Linked DNA regions of Homo sapiens: region 1 is linked to region 2. The links are chromatin loops, found by intact Hi-C in ENCODE. Cell type or tissue: PC-3. All regions are shown on one strand. Each heading gives the region's core, and the rest is flanking DNA. Links, peaks and the distances in the headings are about the cores only. Region 1 overlaps CAMK1D (calcium/calmodulin dependent protein kinase ID). Region 2 overlaps CAMK1D (calcium/calmodulin dependent protein kinase ID).

Evidence for each region. Peaks named below come from ENCODE experiments on the same cell type or tissue, not always from the same donor. Only the 100,000 strongest peaks of a DNase experiment are listed, where the experiment ranks them.
Region 1: a loop joins it to region 2, with 2.9 times the contacts of the local background. A loop is called at or near these places in 1 of 110 quality-filtered maps.

The regions. Positions count from the first base shown.
Region 1 is chr10:12,463,774-12,472,109 of GRCh38, forward strand. All of the region lies in intron 1 of CAMK1D (calcium/calmodulin dependent protein kinase ID), which reads left to right. Among named protein-coding and RNA genes, the nearest start is that of MIR4480, 110 kb to the right of the region's middle. In PC-3, for the core only: no CTCF peak of the experiment used is centred there; no DNase peak of the experiment used is centred there.
Region 2 is chr10:12,584,931-12,593,203 of GRCh38, forward strand. All of the region lies in intron 2 of CAMK1D (calcium/calmodulin dependent protein kinase ID), which reads left to right. Among named protein-coding and RNA genes, the nearest start is that of MIR4480, 10 kb to the left of the region's middle. RefSeq lists an enhancer at 3,381-3,450. In PC-3, for the core only: no CTCF peak of the experiment used is centred there; a DNase peak (open chromatin) is centred at 3,401; H3K4me3 peaks cover 1,085 bases; H3K27ac peaks cover 1,239 bases.

The DNA of each region.
Region 1 (8,336 bases), core at 84-8,083, 120 kb before region 2:
TAATCCGCAGGTGTCAAGGGAGAGACCAGGTGGAGGTAAATGAATCATGGGGTAGGTTTTCCCCATGCTGTTCTCGTGATAGTGAGTTCTCACTAGATCTGATGGTTGTATAAGTGTGTGGTAGTGTCTCCTGCGTTCCTTCTCCTTCCTGCCGCCTTGTGAAGAAGATGCCTTGCTTCCCCTTCTGCCTTGCTTCCTTCCTCTTCCACCATGATTGTAAGTTTCCCGAGGCCTCCCCAGCCATGCTGAACTGTGACTCAGTTAAACCTCTTTCCTTTATAAATCACTCAGACTCAGGCAGTTCTTTATAACAGTATGAAAACGGACTAATACACCCCTGCTTAGATGGGGTCTGAAAACCTGGTTAAAGTATATCTCAAAACAATAAATAAAAGCTCCTGGCTGTTGGTCCCCTCTTTGTCCCGTGGTTGTTGAGTGACTAGGTAAGAAATTAAATGGGACACTCTGCAGATACCTAGCAGAGGCCTCGGCAGGTGGGTCTTCCATCAGTTGGTATTTTTCCTCTCCTTCAGTAGCTCTTTTCCGATTGCCACAGAGCACTCCCAGGTGCAGAGAGTAGTCAGTAAATGAACTGGCCATCTCCAGAGCTTTTGCAGACTCACCTTGAGCAAGGCTGATGCTCTCAGAAGGTGTACCATTTGATCGTGTGGCTTTACCTACCCTCCCCCACCACGTGTACTGTAATTTGAGAGTTTAGTGTTAGTGGCTGATGTCAGACAAGGCAGAAAAGAGTGGTCAAGGCCGGGCGCCGTGGCTCATGCCTGTAATCCCAGTACTTTGGGAGGCCGAGGCAGGCGGATCACGAGGTCAGGAGATTGAGACCATCCTGACTAACACGGTGAAACCCCATCTGTACTAAAAATACAAAAAATTAGCCGGGTGTGGTGGCGGGTACCTGTAGTCCCAGCTACTCAGGAGGCTGAGGCAGGAGAATGGCATGAACCCGGGAGGCGGAGCTTGCATTGAGCCGAGATCTCGCCACTGCACTCCAGCCTGGGTGACAGAGCGAGACTCCATCTTAAAAAAAAAAAAAAAAAGAGTGATCAAATTCATCCCAAATGTATTTTGTTGTATTTCATATTCTTCATATTTGAGCACTTAAGAACCATTCACAAGTCAATTCTCTAAAGCAGAACATCACATTCAACAGCACACACATTCCTGAGACGTTCTGGATATTGGGCAAGGAATAATCAATCCTAAATTCCATTATGCCTTTACAGTGGTCATGTTGAAATCTGATGAGAATGGTGGGTGAGAGCTTGGGTTTGTCCGTCACCCATAAAGCACGCAGTTTGTGCATTTCAGTTATGTGCAGAGGTTTAATGGTAGATTTCTAATTGAAGGATAAGATAGTGGGGCAGCATTTCTTTACCAACTCTGATAAGCGAAAATAAAAGTCCTGTTCATCTGGGTGTTTCTGTCTCAGCCATTAATTATAGATAATCCCCAATTACCCCTGAATTCAGAGAGTTTTGCATATAATTAAAATTCTCTGATAATTCAAAAATTCTACTTTGGTTGTTAATTCTTATTTCTATTGAGCCAATCTTTTATTTTTATTTTATTTTATTTGTTGAGATGGAGTCTCACTCTTTCACCCAGGCTGGAGTGCAGTGGTGTGATCTCGGCTCACTGCAAGCTCTGCCTGCCAGGTTCAAACGATTTTCCTGCCTCAGCCTTCCGAGTAGCTCGGATTACAGGCGCCCACCACCACGCCTATCTAATTTTTGTATTTTTAGTAGAGATGGCGTTTCACCATGTTGGCCAGGCTGGTTTTGAACTCCTGACCTCAAGTGATCCACCCACCTTGGCCTCCCACAGTGCTGGGATTACAGGTGTGAGCCCCTGTGCCCAGCTGAGCCAATCTTATTTTTAACAAGCATCAAAGAGGTAATGTTTTGAGCAACCACCTCGTATTTTATCCAGGTTGTTGCATTTAATCACCCCTTTGGTGCTGCAGTGTGGTATTACTCCACATTACAGATGAAGAGACAGAGGTTCTGGGAGGCTAAATGCAAAGTCATCTCTTGAGTCATGAGCTGGACTGCTACTTCACCTAACTTGAGACCCATACTCTCTCTTTCTCTTTAGATTGCTGCCTGCCCACTGCTAGAAGCAGATAGGAAGAGGCCAGAAAAAGACTGAAATGATCATAAATCATCAATTTCTGAGTAACCAGGAATTGACAAATATTTGAGAGAGTTAGCCTCAGTTTCTTCATTTAAAAAATGAGGTTATGGCTGGATGCTGTGGCTGATGCTTATAATCCCAGCTGCTTGGGAGGTTGAGGAAGGAAGATCTCTTTAGGCCAGGAGTTCGAGACTAGCCTGGGCAACATAGTGAGACACCGTCTCGAAAAAAAATTTTAGGGAGACCAAGGCGGGCAGATCACGAGGTCAGGAGATCGAGCCCATCCTGGCTAACACGGTGAAACCCCATCTCTACTAAAAATACAAAAAAATTAGCTGGATGTGGTGGTGAGCACTTGTATTCCCAGCTGCTTGGGAGGCTGAGGCAGGAGAATGGTGTGAACCTGGGAGGCATAGCTTGCAGTGAGCCGAGATCGCACCACTGCACTCCAGCCTGGGCGACAGAGCGAGATTCTGTCTCAAAACAAACAAACAAAAATTTTTAAAATTTAGCTGGGAGTGGTGGCACATACCTGTAGTCCTAGCTACTTGAGAGGCTAAGGCAGGAGAATTGCTTGAGACCAGGAATTGGAGGCTGCAGTGAACTATGATCACACCACTACACTCCAGCCTGGGAGACAGGGCAAGACCCTGTCTCTGAATTTCTTTTTTTTTTTTTTTTTAGAAGTCAATAGGTTTTCCTAGGGGGAGGTGTTATTTGTAAGTAACAGATGAGATAATGCATTAAAAATACTTTGGTAAGTGCCATCAGCAATAAATATGCCAAGGAAGATGGTCCCCCTCTCAAGCCTCTGACCTTAGGAAGGATCTGTGCCTGGGAAATGTGTCTTGGGAACGTTTTTTATGGGAAGGTCGTGGCGGCAGCTACACAGGGCTTCTTACACGAGCTGAGAGCGACATCTGGTCCAGACAGATGACAGGTGCAAAATGAAGCAGGATGTTTCAGGGATTGTCGTAGCTGGGGCACATTTGCTTGTTTAAAATCTCTGGAACTTCCTGGCCAAAAGGCTTATAGGGTTTTGATGACTCATTTTGAAGCAAAGCAAGCACCCCAGGATGTTGCCCTCGAACTCAGGTTGAAATTTCACCTCTCTTGGCTGCCTGAGAAACTTGTTGTCAGTACGTGGCCCGCAGAAGGAATGGGTAGATGCTGCCATGTGGAACGTGTAATAAATATTGTGACTCGGCAAAGGGGTGTCCACTCTCATGTTTTCTTTTTTATTGACATGGAGTCTCACTCTGTCACGCTGGCTGGAGTGCAGTGGCGCGATCTCAGTTCACTGCAACCTCTGCCTCCCGGGTTCAAGCGATTGTCCTGCCTCAGCCCCCCGATTAGCTGGGATTACAGGTAGCTGCCACAATGCCTGGCTAATTCTTGTAATTTTAGTAGAGATGGGGTTTTGCCATTTTGTCCAGGCTGGTCTTGAACCGCTGGCCTCAAGTGATCCACCTACCTCAGTCTCCCAAAGTACTGGGATTATAAGCATGAGCCACTGCGCCCAGTCACTCTCATGTTTTCCTGACAGCTGCGACCAGGGTAACTTATGAATTGTGACTTGAGCCATGTCCCAACCTAAAGAGAGCAGTTACTTAATGCATTTTCAAATGCACTGAATGTCAAAATATTTTCACCTCTGATTAAAAAAATGAAATTGTCAGTTATGCCAGGTCTACCTAGAATAGATGACTTTTCTCTCATCAACACTCATTTTATGAGAGCGTTAGCAGAGATACACTTCATAATGCTTGGCATAGCCCATTGTAGGGATGGCATATGTATTTGTTGAATAAATGGGCTGCAGAAGCACCTGTAAAACCCAGGCTGGGTTTGTGTAATCATTTGTAGGTAGGATTATCTCTTGATTGGTCTTTGTTCACATGAGGTTTACAACATATGTTCTTTAGGTTTTTTAAATGGAATTTTTTATTGACATAATTGTAGATTTGCATGAAGTTGTCAGGAGTAATAGAGATAGCCTGCATACCCTTTATCCAGTTTCACCCAATGGTAAATCTTACAAGTTTACAGTACAATATCATAACCAGGATATTGAAATTGATATAGTTCATGTCATTCATACAAGCTACCGATTTTATGCAAATACGCTTTTTAATTTTTATGTTTTGAGACAGGGTCTCACTCTGTCACTCAGGCTAGAGGGCAGTGGTGCCATCATGGCGCACTGCAGCCTTGACCTCCTGGGCTCAAGTGATCCTCCCGCCTCAGCTTCCCGAGTAGCTGGGACTACAGGTGCTTAACACTACATCCAGCTATTTTTTTTATATTTTCTGTAAAGACGGGTCTTCATTCTGTTGCCCAGGCTGGCTCATCTCAAACGCCTGGGCTCAAGCAATCTGCGTGCCTTACCTTCCCAAAGTTCTGGCATTACAGCCATGAGCCACTGAGCCCGGCCTCAAATATGGTTTTTAAAAGCAATTTTAAAGTGGTGAAGTATGATTGGAGAAAATAAAAGCCATGTTGTGGGCCACAGGGGCGGAGGTGGAACTAGAACTTTCTGGGCATTTGTTGGGATGCTGCTGGTTCCCAGGTGCAGAGGAGAGGTGAGTTTGGAATGATTGGGGGTGTCCCTAGTAGGGGAGGAAAGGTTGTCCTGGAGTGGCATGGCATGGACAGTAGTAAAAAGACTCCTTCACAGCCCCACACAGGAGCACTGCCTGTGTTCTCTGGGGAGGGGCCAGCCCTCTGGTGGGGGCCCTTTGTGCCTATAACCCCCCATGACCCTGCCCTCCAGCCCATGTGATGGGCGGACGTGGAGTAGTTTAGGCTTGTCAGGGGCTCTTAAGTCTGATCTGCACCCAAATCCCTGACCACACCTTCCCCCTTCGGAACTAGAATTTCCAGAAGGTTTGAGAAGAATTAGCCTCTGTCTTTGTCATCCTTTCCTTTCATGGGGTTGTTTTTCTTATTGGATTCAGGCAAGCAAATAATTAGGTCTTGGAGGGCTGGGGGTGCTTCTTTTTATTCATTATTTAGCAGCCTCTTTCTGGTCCCAAATCTCATCTGCCCTCAGCAGTCTACATAGCGTCCTGCCCGGGCAAGGTGGGGGATTCACATGGATGGAAATCAAGTGAACGGCTCCACAGGGAGAGATTCTGAGGGGATGGAGACCTGTAGCTCCCCGGATAAAGAGGAAATGGGGTGAGGAGAGGAGGGGGGCGGTGCTGTGTAGGGCAAGGAGCCTGTTGTATTCTGGGACCCTTGAAGTCCATGCCTGCTGAGCTTAAAGGGTCTCCTCTGAATGGGAACATGGCCTTGTTTCTATTTAGGGAGAGAAAAGCCACCCAGCATTTCTATAGTCTTGAATTAGACCCAGCATTCTAGGTTAGAAGGTAGAGGTTCCCCCGCCCCCCTCCCCTTTTCATATAGAATTAGAAAATATCTGGATTTCAGCCCATACAAGGTGCTCATGCAATTAACCCTTTCTTCCAAGCGAGGCCTTCCCTGAGAGGTGTGCAGATGGCAATATATTTACGGCTTCCACTGGGGCATAACCAAGAAAGGGGACATCTGCATCGTATTCTCTTTCTAGGTTTGCCGTGCTCTGCTACAGTCATGGCAAATAAACAACCCACCTTCCCCAGGAATGACTAATTCATAAACACATAACTACACAACTACAGCTTATGATGTGGAAACCTGGATAGCTTATTTCCGGGAAAAGCTAATATCATAAAAAGCTTTTGTAAATGTGTTTATTAGTATATTATTTCATAAGCTTTTAAGAATCCAATTTTAAAATGTGCACCTTCTGGAGAAAACAATGTTATATTTTACTTGGAGAACACTTTAGTGGAAATGACCCTTTCAAAGGATTTGGTAAATGCATGTGTTAGATTCATCTTTTCAGTCATTGTATATAATCAGTTCTTTCAGAACCTTTTTTCTTCCTGGCTGATTGTTTTTTTTCCTGTTGTCACTTTTTTGGTGTGTTAGGGTACCATTCTTCTTAAGTATCGAACACTTTATCAGGGCATATTCTGATAGTTATATAAATGGGAGAATACCAGACAGAAGGATAGTGAATATTTGCTTGATTGCTTTAGATTTTTCTTTGGACTTGAAGATATGTCTAAATGATTTCAAATGTTCATTTGTTAATAAACAACCAGATTGTTAGGTTTTTCAGATTGTCTCAAAAATGTCCATGATTATATAAATATAGCTAGCCTTGAGGTCTGCATTTACCTCCTGGATTTCATAACAATTCTCTATAATGCTTTTGAAAACTTTGGCTTTCTATATGGTATATTTAGGGCAGCTTTTTTAAATTTAGGAAAGTGTGCCATGCCATTCCTTTGTATGATATATAAAGACTTGACCAGGAGTATAAAAATCAACTCTAATCCCACCACTCAGAAATAACCACTGTGAGATTTTTTATGTATTTTCCAGACCTTTTCTGTGCATAGTCAACACAATTGCTTTTGTATTGTGTGTTGTTTCTTCCCTTTTCCACAGAGTGACATATCTTGGGCATTTACCCATATTGTAAATTTTTCACTAAAATCCCTAAAATACTGTGTATGCTTCTTCTTCTTCTTTTTCTTCTTCTTTTTTTTTTCTTCCAACATGGAGTCTCGCTCTGTCGCCCAGGTGGAGTGCGGTGGCGCGATCTCTTCTCACTGCAACCTCTGCCTCCTGGGTTCAAGCGAGTCTGCTGCCTCAGCCTCCCGAGTGGCTGGAATTACTGGTGCCTGCCACAACACCCGGCTAATTTTTGTGTTTTTGGTAGAGATAGGGTTTCACCATGTTGGCCAGGCTGGTCTTGAACTCCTGGCCTCAAGGGATACACCCACCTCCGGCTCCCAAAGTGCTGAGATTACAGGCGTGAGCCACCTTGCCCGGTCGTGTGTGGTTTTTGAATCCCAAGAAACCATGGCTTGAGGTGTGCTTATGGCCCAGTGTACTGCCACCACCTCTGTACTAAACCAAGCCACCTTGTGTGTGTGTACGTGCGTGCGTGCGTGTGTGCGTGGTGGGGCTGTGCTCCAGGAGCCCTGGTTGATTTGCCTTCTTTTTGTTAGAGCCGCTTTATGACTTCCCCTCTTTCTTTTTTGCTCCTTTTCCTCCTTCCTCCCTTTGTGTCTTTTTCCCACATTATTTTCCTCCATGCTTTTTTCTAGTTCTACTTTCTTGTGTGCCTGTATCTGTATCGATCTGAAGCTTGAGGCTGAGTGGCCACTACTGGTGACTGATTCCCCCACCCCAGCGCACATGTTCACTGCAGGCTGCAGGAAACAGGCTTTGTCCCACTTTCAAAGTGGGAATCAGCCCTGCTCTGGATCAGCCCCTGGTCTGGATCAATGTGTCTGGGTCCATGTGGGAGTGGCTTCCTCTATGGTTCTCTTTCATGTTTACCTTTGGGCATGAGACCCAAATGCTGTCTGTGTTGACCGCTGACTGTAAACAGCACCTCGTTCAAGGTGGTGAACCTGTTTCTTAGTGGCCAGGGTAGGGCTGGCTGTGTGCTGGCTGTGTACACATCAGGTGACCATGTGAACCGTGTCCGAGGTCCTTTGACTAGAGCTCAGCAGCCTAAAACCTGAGGAGGAACAGGGCAGGAGCTATCCAGGTTGACAGGGTATTGGCCAAGGGCCTTTCAGCTCATTCCTTCCTGAGAATCAAGAAAGGCAGGGCTAGAATGCCTGCCCCTTCACTCCCACCCCTCCTGGTTCTCCACTGAGCTCCCTGCCTGCAGAATGGATCTGATTTCTTCCTTTCCTGCGAGCACTATTTATTCCTTTCCTGCTAAGGAGAGATATGTTGAAAAAGCTGTCTCTGGCCAGGTGTGGTGGCTCATACCTGTAATCCCAGCACTTTGGGAAGCCGAGATGGGAGGATCGCTTGAGCCCAGGAGTTCAAGACCAGTCTGGGCAACATAGCAAGACTCTCTCTCTACAAAAAAATACAAAAAAATTAGCAGGGCTTGGTGGTGCGTACCTGTTGTCCCAGCTACTCTGGAGGCTGAGGTGGGAGGATCACTTGAGCCCAGGAATTTGAGGCTGCATTCAGCTATGATTGCACCATTGCACTCCTGCCTGGGAGACAGAGTAAGACTCTGTCTCAAAAAAAAAAAAAAGAAAAAGAAAAGAAAAAGAAAAAAGGAAAAGCTGTCTCTGAGTTTGACTTGATTCCTGTTT
Region 2 (8,273 bases), core at 1-8,000:
TGCTTTACAATTCCTGCATTTAAAAAAGCTAACCAACAAAAATAAGCAAGTCACATATAGATTTAAAAGACTACCAGGAACATTTGGACTGCTGGGCAGCTAGGTTATGTCCTGATCATGTCAGTCATTAGGCTGGGAGCTAATGTTCAGATCAAACATGTTGCCTCCCCTACAAAGAGGTCTGTTGAGGATAAGCCCTCGCTGAGAAATTCTTCACAGCTCAGCCAGGCTTTCTTGGAATAATTGGAGATTGAAGCTGGTAGTTCCTGAAATTTAAGGTCATCAGAACCACCCAGAGGGCTTGTGAAAATGCAGATTGCTGGGCCCCGTCCCCAGATGCTGGGGCCTGAGACTCTGCATTTCTGGCACTCAGTGATGCCGGGCCTACTGGCCTGGAGGCCACACATTGAAAAATATGGATTTAAGCTGCCTCCGCCTGGGGTCTCCATTCTGACCCTGTAGTTGTTTCTCAAATGCAATGACCAAGTACAGTTCCTAGGAGGGCTCAGTCTGGACCACTGTATTTGTCCGTTTTCACGCTGCTGATAAAGATATACTCGAGACTGGATAATTTATAAAGAAAAAGAGGTTTAATAGACTCACAGTTCTACATGGCTAGAGAGACCTCACAATCATGGGAGAAGGTGAATGGCACATCTTACATGGTGGCAAACAAGAGAGAATGAGAGCCAAGTGAAAGGGGTTTCCTTTTATAAAACCATTAGATCTCATGAGTCTGATTCACTACCACGAGAACAGTATGGGGGAAACCACCCCATGATTCAATTATCTCCCACTGGGTCCCTCCCACAACACGTGGGAATTATGGGAGCTACAATGCAAGATGAGATTTGGGTGGGGACACAGCCAAACCACGTCAATCACTAAAGCCAGTCTTCAGTGACCTGCCATCTCGATCCTTCGGACACTCCATGGAGGCTTCTGGACGCAGCATCTGTGCTGCTCAGGGCCGTTCCTCTTCTCATTGGCTGATGTGCTCTGTGGCATCTGTCACAGGTTTTAATTGAAGGTCAGCAGTGGCAGGTAAGCCACCAGCATCATCAGCTTCTTTCAGCCTTTTGGAACAAGAGTGAAATTGGCCAAGGTCACTGCTATGACAAACGGTTGCTTGGATGGAGCCCTTCCGAGCATAGGTATTTATAGATCCAAACATTTATGGAAGCCCCACCATGAATTAATGCACAGTGGCGTTCTCCCACCAAACCTGGAGAAAGTCTTCCAAACATTTTTGGAAAACATTTTAAATATTTAAAAAATTGTTTCTATTCTGTTTCTTAGTAACAGCAGTCTAACACAAAACTATAGCATTTCTGTCATGGCTAAAGAAAGTCGATTCCAGTCCACTGAAGCTGAAGACATCTGGCCTCCTCAGCTGTAATCCCAGATACTTGGGCGGCTGAGGCAGGAGAATCACTTGAACCTGGGAGGCAGAGGTTGTAGTTAGCCAAGATCACACCATTGCACTCCAGCCTGGGCGACAGAGCAAGACTTCCTCTCAAAAGAAAAAAAAAAAAAAAAAAAAATTGAAGAAGGGAGATAGATGCATACACGAAAAGTTAGCTTTATCTGGTTAGGAAATCTACTCCTTTGTTAAAAACAATACCCATTCTCCAAAACTAGTACTGAGAGAAGATCCAGGATTAGCCTGACCCACAGCCCACCTGCAGCCTTGAGAGTAAGTTGCTGTGTCCCGAGCTGCAGAGAACCGCCACCCTCCTGCTGCCCCCTCACCAGACCTAGGCTGTTGCTCACCTCTTGTCTGTTGTTAAAATCATTTCATGAAAGAAAAAAAACAACAAAAAACTTAAAATCATAAAAAATACGGGATGGATGTAATCTCATAAAAAAGAGCAGTCTTTTAAGTAAATAAATGAAAGCAAACCTCCAAGTCCCTCATGTTCCCATACTTATTTTTTTGATTTCATCACTGACAGGTGAGAACTTGTCTGGCCTGGGAGCGGCTTTGGAGAAGTGCTTTTCTAGGTTGCTTCTCCTGCTGATAAGGACCATGACTCACAGGAAGGCTGCTCTGAAACCCCTTACAGGAGAATGGGGACCATGGTTGTGTTTTCTTGGTTACCTCTCACTCGGGGCATCTTCCCATTAGCGGTTTTGACTTAATTCACTCTGGGCTTGAGGCTCCTCCTTGGTAAGTTGGATAGTTGGAAATGATCTCTGAGTCCCATGCTCTGGTTTCATGGGTTCCTTTCCTTTTAAGGGAAAACAAACTTCTCTGCAATGTTAAGAGAGGTTGTGATGGTAAATAACCGAAAATTAATAAGCAATGACTGAGGAGTAGCCAGCCCACGATCGCTTTCCTAGAATATACTCTGACTCCCAAAATAAGCAGGCACAGACAACAGTGTGGAGCCCCTCTCATCATATCCCGCATGCAAAATTCAGGGAGACTTGGAGCTAAAAACGCATTGACTTCTTAGTTGTCTCCATTTGTTCTGGGTTAGGTGATGGATCCACAGTGACTTAGCAGCTTTGATGACAGCCGGGGCTTCTGGAGGCTTGGCGGCATGTTAAAACCACCTGGGTCTATTCCAGATGGATTAAATCAGGCTCTCTGGGACTGGGGTCCAGACATCATTAAAAAAAAAAAAAAAAGTCTCCCCAGGTGGCTTCATATGCAGCCCGAGTTGAGATTTATTGGACCAGACTAACAAACACAGCTGGAAGAAGAGGGCAGGGAGGACTCCTTAGGATGTGCAGATGGAGTGGCTCATGCAGGCTGCAGTGGAATTCCTTTCCTTCTTGTAATAAAACAACTCCTATTTACATATCATTTTAGAAAAATATTTTCCCCCTTGTCTTATCTGATGCTCAAGAGAGAATAGAGTTTGCCTTAGCATCTCCGTAGATTTGTTTTTTTTAGATGTATGACCTGTCATCAATAAACCCAGAGACATAAATTAGGGAATGGCTGTGCTATAGAAAGCACTTACTGATGTATTAAAGATTCTGCCTTCAAGCTCTTTTAAATAGTGCCTTTCTCGGTGATTTGGACTTAAAAATTTAAGGATATATGTACATGCAGCTTTGTGGGAGCACTTGAATATTAAGTAGTGCCTAGCTAAGTTGTGTTGAAATGAGTTGGTAGATCGTAGATAATATAAAGTAAGTGAATATTTCCAAGGGAGCGGAGAAACTTGGATGGCTCAGTAATTATGGAAATTGGCAGGGCATTTGGGGACCCCAGCTGCTCTTTGTCCCTTTGTCCCATAAATGGGTGACAGTCTGCAAGGCACGGAGCTCTGCCAGATGTTTGCAATAGTGGTTGGGTGGGGAGAATTTCAGAGCTGGTTTGGCCACAGGAAGATGACGAGCTTGTTAAGAATAATGATCGGACACCCTGCATATTCGCTGACTGCATGCTTAGCAAATTTGCAAACTAGCTTCATCCTTAAGGGCTTTTAGTCACAGAATGTAAATAAGAGGCACACCCATGAGAGTTTGCTGGAAAACAAAGAGAAACCGTGCTCTCAATAAGTGCTCGCTAATTGTTTTGGGATTTGTGACAAATAGGGAGCAAATATTGAGTCGGTACTTGGGTGATTTCTTTTCTTTCTTTTTTCTTTTTGCGAACTGACCTGGAGCCTTGGTCTCCAGGAACTTTCTGTTCCTGGCATGCAGATCTCCTGCCCCACCACCTGCACCTGCTCAACGCTCTCCCACATCCTGCAGAGGAAGGAGTAGAGGGCGGAAGACTCTGTTGTACCCGACATCCAAGAAAACCACAAGCCATGTTGCCATTCTCAACTTCTTTTCAAGAAGTGACAGCATCAAACTCAAGAGAGTTGTGTCAATTTAAAGTGCATATGTATATATATATACACACACACACACACACACATACACACATGCACATACATATATATGTGCTTGTATATATACATGTATATGTATATATGTGTGTGTGTGTGTGTGCGTGCGTGTGTGTGTGTGTGTATATATAACATGCCCCTATATATACATGTATACAATACACATATTTATATACAGGTGCATGTTACATACATACATACATATATATAAAGGGACACATTATATACACACATATTTGAGACAGGGTCTTGCCCTGTCTCCCAGGCTGGAGTGCAGTGGTGCTATCTCAGCTCACTGCAGCCTCCATCTCCCAGGCTTAAGCCATCCTCCTGTCTCCCAGGCTCAATTCATCCAAGTAACTGGGACCACAGGTGCACAGCACAATGCCCGGATAACATTTTGTAATTTTTTTGTAGAGATGGGGTTTCACCATGTTGCCCAGGCTGGGCTCAAACTCCTGAGTTCAAACAATCTTCCCACCTTGGCCTCCCAAAGTGCTGGGATTACAGGCGTGAGCCACTGCGCGCAGCCTGTATAATTTTTAAAATAGGGAACAGATTGTGCAAACATACAAAATGTGACCCAGAATGGTTTGGTGTCTAAAAGAGGCTGACCACCTCCATGTGGCTGGAGGTGGTTTCAAAACGAAGCCCGCAGGCCATGGCTGAGCTTCACTGACCGTGCTTGCTTTGCCTTTTGTGATTTGCATGCATTTCTCTTAAATGAGAGCAAATGGAAGCATTTTTGGATGATACCAGCAGAGCTGCAGAAATGAAAGAGCAGGCTCCCCAGCCCGGAATGAGCAAGTAACAAATCTTCCCTGGCCCTTTTCTTACCAGTGAAAATGTCTCGTCTTCAGAAACTGCCTGTCTTAAAAATCAGCTCCTCCAACACAGGGAGTAGCTTCAGATAGGGGTGGGCAGGGGGCAGCAGGAATTAGTAATTTTCAGCATTTACTACTTCCTAGGAACACAGACTTTAAAGAAAGTCAGCTTCCTTGGAACATTTGTCCTCCTTCATTGCAGTTATTTAGTAATTTCTGAGTCCGGGATTTTTCTGATCAGAACATCTTGTAAAATACAGAGTTGCTGATATTCTGACATAAACCCTCCTTTTAAATGCCCTTTGCAGTAGAGACCTGCTAGGGTAACTCTGATGTGCCAAACCTCAGAGCCAAGGGGAAAGAACAGGAGCAAATGACACTGAAAGCAAGCTCAAGTTCTTTGCCAATTATAATATGCTAAAAACACAACCGCAAGCTGATCCTTCTCTAGAGCCTGTAGGGAGGCCGTGCAGCCTGTACAGACTATTTGCCATTTTCTCTAGCACTTTCTGTCTCATTTTAGGTCACTGAATACTTTATTTCTTGCTGCGGAGTTAATGATATGCATATCTTTACTTCTCAACTAGAGTTCTTTGGTGCTGGGTCTCAGTCTTTTATTTTTTATTTTTAGAGATAGCATCTCACTCTGTCTCCCAGGCTGGAGTGCAGTGGCACCATCATCGCCCACTGCAGCCTCGACCTCCTGGGCTCAAGCGATCCTCCTACCTCAGCCTTCCGAGTAGCTCGGACTGTGGGTGCACATCACCATGCCTGGCTAATTTTTAAGTGTTTGCAGAGATGGATCTACAAAAATCTAGCTATGTTGCCCAGGCTGATCGTGAACTCCTGGCCTCAAGTGATCCTCCTGCCTCGGCCTCACAAAACATTGGCATTACAGGTGTGAGCCACTTTGCCTGGCCCTGGGTCTCAGTCTTTTTGCTTTTTCCCTTAGCACCTAGGAGAGTACTTTATTCATAGTTACTGTTCCATAATTATTGTTGAATGAATGCACTTGAACAAAACACAATGTGATTTGTTTTGTTTTCCAGATCAGCTCATAATGAATTATATGTATCTAACTGGGCAGACGTAAAGCTGCCGCCTGTAGAATAAAAGAGCCATCCATGATTAGAATCACAGAAGCAGAAAATTTTAGAACTATAAAGGACTTGAGATTTTAATTCAGTCTGTTTATTTTGGAGATGAACAATGAGAGTTCGTGGAGATCAAGTGACTTGCCCAAGGTGGAATTGCTGGTGACACATGAACCAGCCACCCACTTACTTAGACAATGACTGGTCACATGAGAGCTGACATTGCTGACAATTGTTTTAGCTACCTATTGTGGTACATTTAAATTGCATCAATCTTTATGCCTCCGATTTTCCTTGGAGAAGATAGCTAACCGATTTTTAATTTTATCTTCTCTGAATTTGTGGCTCATTCATTTCTTTGTTTTTCCTCTGTCTGCTTTCTAAAATTTCTTTATGCCGCTTTCAAGAAAGCTGACTGGAACAGTCTGTTCTCCCCGTGTTAGACACAGAGGGGTCAGGGACAGAGATTGATTATTCTAGTGGGCAATGGCCAGATCTTATATAAAAGTGGAGTTCTGACTTCCAGTCTGCAGCAGCCAGTCCAGGAAACCAACCAATAACCCCTGTAGCAATTGGCCCGGCATGCCCAGGACTTGATCAATTACTGGCAGCTGCCCTAATTTTTGTCGTGACTTCCAACTTCGGACCAAACAGAGAAGGCCAAATATGCTCCCGTAACCGATCACCCGGATGGGCTGCTTTTGTTATCCCCCTACGGCACCTGCCAACAGCTGCCACCCAGAGCTTTCCCTTCTTCCACTAAAAAGTGTCACACTTCTCTGCCTGCCTTTGAGTTTCTACCAAACACAGGTGACAGTGGCTGACTTCTTATTATAGCAAGCTCTGAATAAATAGCTTCGGCTTTTCTCATTTTGGTGGGCTTCATGTATTTCCACGTAGGGAAAGACCCAGGAAGAAGCCCGGCCCTGCTCACTTGACTGTTCTCTCTGTTTCTGTTCACGTAGGCAGCTCTAAATCTACATAATAGGGTTGGTTGGTTGGTTTGTTTTTTGAGACGGAGTCTCGCCCTGTCCCCCAGGCTGGAGTGCAATGGCGCGATCTCGGCTCACTGCAACCTCCGCCTCCTGGGTTCTAGTGATTCTCCTGCCTCAGCCTCCCAAGTAGCTGGGAATACAGGCACATGCCACCACGCCCAGCTAATTTTTTGTATTTTTAGTAGAGACAGGGTTTCACTATGTTGGCCAGGATGGTCTTGAACTCCTGACCTTGTGATCCACCCCCTCGGCCTCCCAAAGTGCTAGGATTACAGGCGTGAGCCACCACGCTCAGCTGTTTTTGTTTTCTGTTTTTTTCCTTAAAAAAGCCAATTTGTCTTTTCTTATTTCAAAAGGAAATATGAAAACGCCCCCGTTGATTGCTTGGCTGAAATTGACATGCACTCTGTTGGTGGCATTCTCCAGACCTGGTCACTTAAGACAGGAGAGAAGGTTGGGCCGGCTTGAAGTCCACACTTTAGTGTTTTCTAAATGCTTGTACAACTTTCATTTCATCATCTCCCTGCGATCTCCCAAGGAGGAAGATGTCAGGCACCCTCTATCTTTCTCCTTTCCGGAATCCATTCTTCTTTCTTATTTTGAAGATGAGGATTCTTCTTGTTTTCCAGTATTTCTCAATATAGATAGAAAGTCTGAAATCACAACTAAGGTTCATTATTTGCCAGCCAAGAGTATTTTTCTTTTAAACATCAATAATGAACTTTAATTAAAGTGATGACATTGTCTTGTTTTAGAGACTGTTTTATGTGTCAGTAAGAAATGACATGGCCAGCGTGGTATTTAGAGGGGTAGGCGACAGGGATTTAGGCATCCCCAAGTGTCTGTCAGCCCACCCAACCCCCCATTCTCTGATGTGTCCAACTGACGTTTTCTCAGTTTTATGTGAAGGCTCTGCAGATGCAGTTTCATGCCCCTTATTTCCAAACATACTGAAATCACAAGTCTCTTTGGTATAAAAGAATTAATGTATCTGAAGTGCTCCAAACACAGCCTGGTCCGTAGTAATTGTTCAATGCCAGCCTACTGCTACTATTTCTCCCGTGGCTACTAATAGTAATACTACTCATTATTAGGCAGAAATCCTGTAACAGCTACTTTCTCTTAGTCATGTTTGCCTTAGTCCTTAGAATGCTTTAATATGCCAGTCTCCTTTCTAAGAGTCCTCTGCTTAAAATCTCTCTTGTTCTCTCCTTTCTGCCTGGCTCCCTCCTCTTCATCTTTCACATACCTCTTAAATGTCACTTTCTCAGGGAAGTCTTCCTAAACTCTAGTCCAAATTAGGGTTCCTATTTTCCTCTTTCAGACCAGGGGTCAGTGAATGTTTTCTATAAGGGGTCCAGTAGTAAATGTTTTAGACTTTGCAGGCCATATAGGCAACTACTCAAGTCTGATGTAGTCTAAAAGCAGCCATAGATGATATGTAAATGAATGTGTGGGCTGAGTTCCAGTAAAACTTTATTTACAAAAACAGGTGGTGGGCCAGTTGTA